Linked DNA regions of Homo sapiens: region 1 is linked to region 2. Evidence: read pairs that join two places in POLR2A ChIA-PET (ENCODE). Cell type or tissue: OCI-LY7. All regions are shown on one strand. Links, peaks and the distances in the headings refer to the core of each region. The heading gives the core; the rest is flanking DNA.

Evidence for each region. Peaks named below come from ENCODE experiments on the same cell type or tissue, not always from the same donor. Only the 100,000 strongest peaks of a DNase experiment are listed, where the experiment ranks them.
Region 1: POLR2A ChIA-PET joins it to region 2 with 5 read pairs; 9 of 35 experiments call an interaction of 5 or more read pairs at or near these places.

Annotation. Positions count from the first base shown.
Region 1 is chr6:89,339,166-89,343,745 of GRCh38, forward strand. It overlaps UBE2J1 (ubiquitin conjugating enzyme E2 J1), which reads right to left. Exons shown (of 8, transcript NM_016021.3): 2 at 4,518-4,580; 3 at 3,159-3,290. Among named protein-coding and RNA genes, the nearest start is that of UBE2J1, 11 kb to the right of the region's middle. In OCI-LY7, for the core only: no CTCF peak of the experiment used is centred there; no DNase peak of the experiment used is centred there.
Region 2 is chr6:89,399,622-89,403,621 of GRCh38, forward strand. All of the region lies in intron 1 of RRAGD (Ras related GTP binding D), which reads right to left. Among named protein-coding and RNA genes, the nearest start is that of RRAGD, 11 kb to the right of the region's middle. In OCI-LY7, for the core only: no CTCF peak of the experiment used is centred there; a DNase peak (open chromatin) is centred at 2,140.

The sequences.
Region 1 (4,580 bases), core at 1-4,000, 60 kb before region 2:
TGTAATCCTAGCACTCTGGGAGACTGAGGCAGGAGGATCACTTGAGGCCAGGAGTTCAAGGCCAGCTTGAGCAACTTAGTGAGACACTGTCACCAAAAAAAGAAAAGAAAGAAAATTAGCCAGGAGTGGTGGCATGTGCCTCTAGTCCTACCTACTTGGGAGGCTAAGACAGGAAGATTACTTGAGCCCAGGAGTTCAAGGCCACAGTGAACTATGACTGCATTGCTGCATGCCAGCCTGGGTGACAGTGTGAGACCCTGTCCCCAAGAAAAGAAAAAAAAAGAGGAGAGGAGGGGAGGAGAGGGGGGGAGGGGGGAGGAGAGGGGATGGGGGAGGAGAGAGGGGAGGGGAGGGGGGAAGGGAGGGAAGTGGGGAGGGGAGGGGGGAAGGGATGGGGAGGGAAGAGGGGTGGGGAGGGGAAGGGGGAAGGAGAGGGGGGAAGGAGAGGGGAGGGGGAAGGGGAGGAGGGAAGGAGTGGGGGAGGGGAGGGGAGGGGAGAGGATTTACTAATGTCCTACCCTGTGCCTAGTATGGAGCTAGGCTCAGTTAAGAATCTAAAAGAGGCCAGGCATGGTGACTCATGTCTGTAATCCCAGCACTTGGGAGGCTAAGGTAGGAAGGTCACTTGAGGCCAGGAGTTTGAGACCAGCCTGGGCAACAAAGTGAAACCCTGTCTCTACAAAAAATAAAAATAAAAAAAATTTAGCCAAGCGTGGTATGTGTGACTATAGTCTCAGCTACTCAGGAGGCTGACGTGGGAGGATCATTTGAGTGTGGGACATCAAGGCTGCAGTGAGCTGTGATCATGCTATTGGACTCCAGCCTGGGTGACAGAGTGAGACCCTATCTCAAGTTAAAAAAAAAAAAAGAATCTAAAAGAGAAGACATTCAAGAGGCCAGGACGAAACCTAAGGACTCAGTATCACCTAACTAGATGTTAGTGAGGAAAGACATGGGGAGAAAGGCTCTGAGAGAGGTGTGATTTTCAGAGGAGTGATGAATGAAAGGATAAATAAATACTTATTGAATGAAAGTTGGAGAAGACTTTTCAAAAAAGAAGTGAACCAGAAAGAGTGTAATGTTGAAAATCAGGGCTGATTCTCAGCCAGTGTGGTTAGTATGACCATACCATTGGCTAACTATTGAAATATACCTGTATTTGTTGGTAAAGAGCTGCTGCTAACTACTGTCCTCCACCACCACCAGTCTCCCCATGCACCAGCCCCTCCCTCCCCGAAGACCACTTAGCTCTCCCCATGATCTAGCAACTAAATAAAATGACTCCTGACACAGTAGAGTGTCTCCAGGACCCTGCTCCAACTCTACTGCCAGCATTAGCAGTTCTCTATATCAGCTAATACTTATTAAGCAGCTTCTATATGTCAGGTACTTTATGGTGTGATTACAATTACCAAACACAACATTCATTTTGACTGATGAGAAAACAATTTTAAAGACATTGTGTAACCCACCCATAGTGTAATGGAAAGAGCACCAGTCAGAATCTAGGCCTATTGGCTCTTAAACAAATGTTCTCTCTGTTATACAAAATAGAGGTAAAAGCAGCATTAATTTGGTATTTATTTATTTATTTATTTATTTATTTATGTTTTTTTTTTTTGAGATGGAGTCTCGCTCTGTCGCCCAGGCTGGACTGCGGACTGCAGTGGCGCAATCTCGGCTCACTGCAAGCTCCGCTTCCCGGGTTCACGCCATTCTCCTGCCTCAGCCTCCCGAGTAGCTGGGACTACAGGCGCCCGCCACCGCGCCCGGCTAATTTTTTGTATTTTTAGTAGAGACGGGGTTTCACCTTGTTAGCCAGGATGGTCTCGATCTCCTGACCTCATGATCCACCCGCCTCGGCCTCCCAAAGTGCTGGGATTACAGGCGTGAGCCACCGCGCCCGGCCTAATTTGGTATTTATTGATGAATACCTGTTGTTTCACCATTTGCTACTCCGTGTGGGTAAGATGTTTAACTGAGAACAGGATGAAGGCTGAGGAGAAGCAGTGAGATTTCTCAAACTGGTCTCTGAGATTGGTGTAGTTTCATGTTTCAACAGGGCACTATGTGTGGAAGGTGGACTGCAGCAGGCCAAACTACGGAAAGGATGCCTTGGAGGTTACCAAAGAGAAAAATAGGCACAGCTTAAAGTGATAACAGATACAGGGAATGGTTTTTGTGTTTGTTTTTGCTTTTTTCAAGGTTAGGGGATAATTAAACATAGTTAAAGGAAATGAGAGAAGAAAAGCTTAACAATTAAAGAGGAATTAGATCAATAGTTTTCCTTGGCCAGGTATGATGGTGACACCTGTCATCCTAGCACTTTGGGAGGCTGAGATGGGAGGACTGCCTGAGGCCAGTAGTTCAAGACCAATGAGACCATGTCTCTACCAAAAAACTTTTTAATTAGCTGGGTGCAGTGGCATGTGCCTATAGTCCCAGCTACTCAGGAGGCTGAGGTGGGAGGATAGCTTGAGCCCAGGAGTTTGAGGCTACAGTGAGCTATGATCGTGCTACTGCGCTCCAGCCTGGGCAACAGAGAAAGACCGTGTCTCTTAAAAAAAAAAAAAAGTTTTCCTTCACATGAAGAAAAGATGTGTAAATTTGGAGAGAAAGAGAGAAAATCTGAGATATAAACAGTAATAATAATGCTAACACTTATTGAGTATTCTGTGTCAGGCTCTATTCTAAGAGCTATACAATAAGATCTTGATACTTTTCATCCCACATAAACTCAATGAGGTAGGTATCATTATTCTCATTGTAAAGATGAGAAAACTGAGGAAGAGAGTGTAAGAAAGGTGGGAAGTTAAAGGAGACAATATGATTACAAGGTACAATAACATTAGCTACCCTTTAGTGAGTACTTATGAAGTGCCAGATGTGTATGCCCAGCACTTGGCATATATTAATTCATTGAATCCTAACAACCATGATATGACATTTATGCATTCAGTTGTATCATTTTTACTTCTCAGATGCATCAGCTTCCTAGGAATTATTTTGGAGGAAAAAAATTGTAGTCCCAGGGCCTGGACCCCAAAAGCAAAATTATACTGTTCTATTATTTCTTAATGAAAATGATTTGCTTACTATATTTTGCAGCTACCAGGAAGAGTGAAGCCACAAGCACTCTAAAAATCCAAAATTCTTACCGTTAGGAGAATAATGCTTGGTGGTTTCATGGGATACTCTGGTGGCAGTACTATCCGCCCGTGATAAACTCCTCCATCAAAATCGGAGTCTGGGGGCCCTCTAACCGTGAAGTGCCATTCAAAAAGGTTATCCTGAACAAAAACAATAATCCACAAGGAATTAATAATATTGAAAAGTTTGATCATTTTATCTGAATATTAGAAATATTACCAAGCAAGAAAAATTAAATGCTTTATATTATTGCTAGTATAGTTTCTAATGCATGAGATGTCTCGAGACTATAAGTGATAAATTAAATTTATAAGTAAAAGCTATTTAATCTAGCTTTCATGTTCCATTGAGCTAAAATATTTTATAATAAACACATTAAAAATTTCTGAGTGTTGTTATATATTCATAAGTAACTTACAGGTTTAAATTGGAAATTAATCCTTGAAAGAATAGCAAATTATGATAATTATATAATCAAAAAATTACTATGTTTGGGTTATTTTAACAAATCTTTAAAAATTATCCCTTATAGATGCCTAAGAGCTTATTTATAAAATGGTAATACTAATGTATTTAATGTCATCTTACAGTTACCATGTACTTTTCAGTTTACAAAATACTTGCACTTAAGTTATGATATTTTTATTCCCACTGTTACCATGAAAACCTGCCTGGGTATATTTAAATACCCTCCTTTTACAAATGAGAAGACTGAGAGAGGCCGAGATGTTTATACAAAAAGCCTTGAGTAGCTACGGAGACCCATCAAAAGGCTTCCAAACTGTAAAGTATCTGGGGTTCTTTCCACCTCCCCTCCCTCAGACTCAAGATCTAACCTCGGCCGGGTGCAGTGGCTCACGCCTGTAATCCCAGCACTTTGGGAGGCCAAGGCGGGTGGATCACGAGGTCAGGAGTTTGAGACCAGCCTGACCAACATGGTGAAACCCTGTCTCTACTAAAAATACAAAAATTAGCCGGGCGTGGTGGTGGGGGCCTGTAATCCCAGCTATTCAGGAGGCTGAGGCAGGAGAATTGCTTGAACCTGGGAGGTAGAGGTTGCAGTGAGCCGAGATCACATCACTGCACTCCAGCCTGGGCAACACAGTGAGACTCCGCCTCAAAAAAAAAAAAAAAAAAAAAAAGATCTAACCTCAACTTAGCATCTGAGACCCATTTTATAAAGACCACAAAATCCGTTTCTTCTAAAGTGATTTGGAATGGCTAATGAAATATTCATGAAATATGGTGAATAAAACGTCAAACTACATCACACACATCTGTAATGACTCAAAGCAATGAAAAGCAATTTTAAAAAATTTGTTTTAAATATTAAAATCCATATGAAGAACATGGAGATAGAAACTAACCTCTAAAGGCTGCGCATGGTAATGATCTGTTGGATCTTTCAATTCTGCCGCTTCTTTCATTAA
Region 2 (4,000 bases), core at 1-4,000:
TTTTTTTAATTAGCAAGTTGTAGTGGCTCGTGCCTATAGTCCCAGCTACTCAGGAGGCTGAGATAGGAGGATCACCTGAGCCCAGAAGTTAAGGCTGCAGTGAGCTGTGATTATGCCACTGCACTTTGTACCACCATGCCCAGCTATTTTTTTTTTTTTTTTTGTAGAGACGAGGTCTCCCTATGTTGCCCAGGCTGGTCTGAAACTCCTACGCTCAAGTGATCCTCCCACTTCAGCCTCCCAAAGTGCTGGGATTACAGGCATGACCCACCATTCCCGGTCTGGGTGGGACATTTCTACAAACTTCACCGGCCCAGTGAGGGAGCATAAGTCTGTTCTACCCCTGAGGAATCTCGGGGAAGTAAACTGCCCAAGGTCATATGACTGGTATTGGTGGAGTGCTCACCCAGAACCTTCACCACCAATCAGCTCTGTTTGTAACATTTAATACTAAACTGTAGTCTAATTTGCTTATCTCATGAATTAAAATTTACAGGGGACCTTCTCCTTGAGGTGTTCTACAAAATGGCTTCATTCCAGTTGCTCTTCAAATCCTTAAGTCAGAACACATTAGTCTTCATAAAATCAACTTGTGGGGATTAAACAGCAACAGCATTAAATAACAATAAAGAGATTTAAAAACAAAAAACTAGAAAATATCGGAGCACATGGTACAGCACAAGAGTAAAATTACGGCTTGGTGAAATTTCCCTGGGTTTATTTGCATGTATGTGGGTACTCGCTCAGAGTATAAATGTTTTTTACTGTGGGCCAGGGTAAAAAATGTAGTAGGCCATGGCTTTACATCAGGAAAGGTTTCTTATATATCGGAAATGGACTGCTGACAAAAATCTTCCCTCTAATCTCCTCTCACCCTCTCCTCAAGTACCTCCACTTAAGAACCTCATAGAGCCTGGGTAGCTTAGCCCAGGTAAAGCGTTAATCTGAGGATCCAGGGTTCAAGGACAGGCACTAAAAAAAAAAAAAAGTCCCCTAGAGTACAGCTCTGAGTTCCCCAAAGGGTCTCACTCTACAATAGGCATGGTAGAGGCAGTGAGCTTATGCCAGGAAGGGAGGCACTTCAGCCTCTCAGCCTCCTGCAGAAGGCTGGGCTTTCTCCACCAACACCTCCCTAGGCATTACCCTCTGCCTCAGGCTTCTAGGTAGGCAAAAGAGAATGAAGGATGACAGCCCCCCTAAAAGGAGCAATCGGGGGACAAGTCTTCAAAAATCCGCTACAGGAGGGCTCCCCTTCAACCTACCCAGAAAGTTGCTGTAGTGAGATGAAATGTTCAAGCAGGCAGTTTGTTCTAATTTCAGGAAGGTTCCCTGAACACTGGCCAAGTGTGAGGCAGGGCTGCAGACACAAAGAAAAACGATTCATCCCCCAGCAATCAGAGGGGAATACAGACATGACAAACTGGCAATTACCATGCACGGCCAGCTAGGTGTTCTAGGCACTGAGAGAGGCTCCCTGGAGGAGTAATATCTGAGTCTTAAAGGAGAGGAGGCATGGAACAGATGAATGAGGGAAAGGTTGTTCCAGGAAGAGATTTGCAAGTTCAGGAAACTGGAGGTTAGGGAATGCAGTTTGAAGGCAAGATGAGGCAACACTCTGTCCAGGGGCTTCCCCACAATATATTTTTTTTTTTTTGAGACAGAGTCTTGCTCTATTGCCCAGGCTAGAGTGCTGTGGCGCAATCTTAGCTCACTGCAACCTCTTCCTCCCAGGTTCGAGCGATTCTCCTACCTCAGTCTCCTGAGTAGCTAGGATTACGGGCGCCTGACACCACACTCAGCTAATTTTTATATTTTTAGTAGACAGGGTTTCGCCATGTTGACCAGGCTGGTCTTGAACTCCTGACCTTGGGTGATCCATCTGCCTCAGCCTCCCAAAGTGCTGGGATAACATGCGTGAACCACCTCGCCCGGCCCCCCACAGCATTTAGAATAAAATCCAAATGCCTTCTTTTCCCCCTCACCCATGCCTGTTTCATCTTCTCCACTTGTTCCCTCTCCTCCAGCAACACTGGCCTTCCAGAAGGTTCCTCAGCTCAGGATCTCACTTTGCTCTTCCCTCCATCTAGAAGACCTCCTTCTTCAGCTCAGCCCAGCTGCAATGTCACCCCCACTGCTAAATCAGGCACTATCACTTCCTGGGCCATAACCCTGGGCCTTTTTAATAGTCCTTATTACTATTAATAGTCCATCTTTAGTATGTCTGTCTTCCTGTTTGTTTACTTGTTTTTTGTTTGTCTCTCTCACATATGCACAGGCAAAATACAAGGTAGCACATGGCATGAGTTCAATACATATCTTTGAAGAAATTAGTTGATGGAGAGGTGACAGGCTAGCTCAGGAGGGTGATACTGGGAAGTTTGGATTTTACCCTGAAAGCACTGAGGAAATCCTAAGGATTTTTTTTTTTTTTTTTTTTTTGGTGGGGGATGGAGTCCAGCTGTGTCACCCAGGCTAGAGTGTAGTGGTGCAATCTCAGCTCACTGCAACCTCCGCCTCCCAGGTTCAATCAGTTCTCCTGCCTCAGCCTCCCGAGTAGCTGGGATTACAGGCACGCACCAGCACACCTGGTTAATTTTTGTATTTTTAGTAGAGACGAGGCTTCACCATGTTGGCCAGGCTGGTCTTGAACTCCTGACCTCATGATCCGCCAGCCTCGGCCTCCCAAAGTGCTGGGATTACAGGCATGAGCCACTGAGCCCGGCCTGGAAATCACTAAGGATTTTAAGGGGAGATTAATATGATTTACATTTCATTAAGTTCACTCCAGAAACAGACTCCCTTGCGGGTCCCAGTATGGAATTAGGAGGTTGTTCTAGAACACAAATGACAAAGAACTAAGGCACAGGCTGTGGAAACAGGACTTGTGAGTGCAAATCTGTGTCACATTAGGCATGAGGGACAAGGGAGACAGAAGCCCTGGGTTCCTGACCTGGCAGCCCAGCCACCAAGAAGGTTAGGGGCTTCCTAACCCTAGCTAGGCAGCTAGCCACCAAGCAGCTGAACAAATATTTGAACTTGTTGAGTCTGAGGGGCTTGCTGGTCTGCAGCTCACATTGGGAAAGGACTCAGGGCCTCAGAAGGGAGGTAAAAATGTGACAGGCTTGAAGCAGGGAATGAAGGCTGCTGAGCTAGCCCATGCCTGATGGTCCTTTTCCCCCTGACCTCGTTGGGTGAAAGTGAGGGCATGTTTGAGGAGTTTTAGCCTTGGCCACAGCGAAACAGCTCAAACCAACCCACTCCAACCTCTCATCAACCTGTGGTTGCCATTTACTGACCACCTACATAGCACACAGTGTCATCTCTCAAGGTGGTAACACTCATCCTTTACAAATGTCAATGACACCTCCCATGCAGATACTCATCAATGGCCATGATGTTTCAGTCAAGCAGGCTGAGTAAGCTCTAGGGATCTGATATACAACAGTGTACCTACAATAGCATATTATATGCTTAAAAACATATTAAGACAGATCTCATGTTAGGTGTTTTTACCACAATGACATTTTTAAAAACTGTCGGCCGGGCGCGGTGGCTCACGCCTGTAATCTCAGCACTTTGGGAGGCTGAGGCGGGTGGATCACGAGGTCAGGAGATCAATCGAGACCATCCTGGCTAACACGGTGAAACCCCGTGTCTACTAAAAATACAAAAAATTAGCTGGGCATGGTGGCGGGCGCCTGTAGTCCCAGCTACTCAGGAGGCTGAAGCAGGAGAATGGCGTGAACCCAGGAGGCGGAGCTTGCAGTGAGCAGAGATCGCGCCACTGCACCCCAGCCTGGGCGACAGAGCAAGACTCTGTCAAAAAAAAAAACAAAAAACTGTCAAGGTGTAAAGTACCAATTCAAAGGTACTTAGGGAACATCTAGGCATTGAGAACCTTTATGTCTGTGGAATACTATAAGGCAACAAAGTGTTCTTTATCTGGGGATATATATATACATATGGCCATGGATGATAATAGACTTCCTGATTGGTTTTC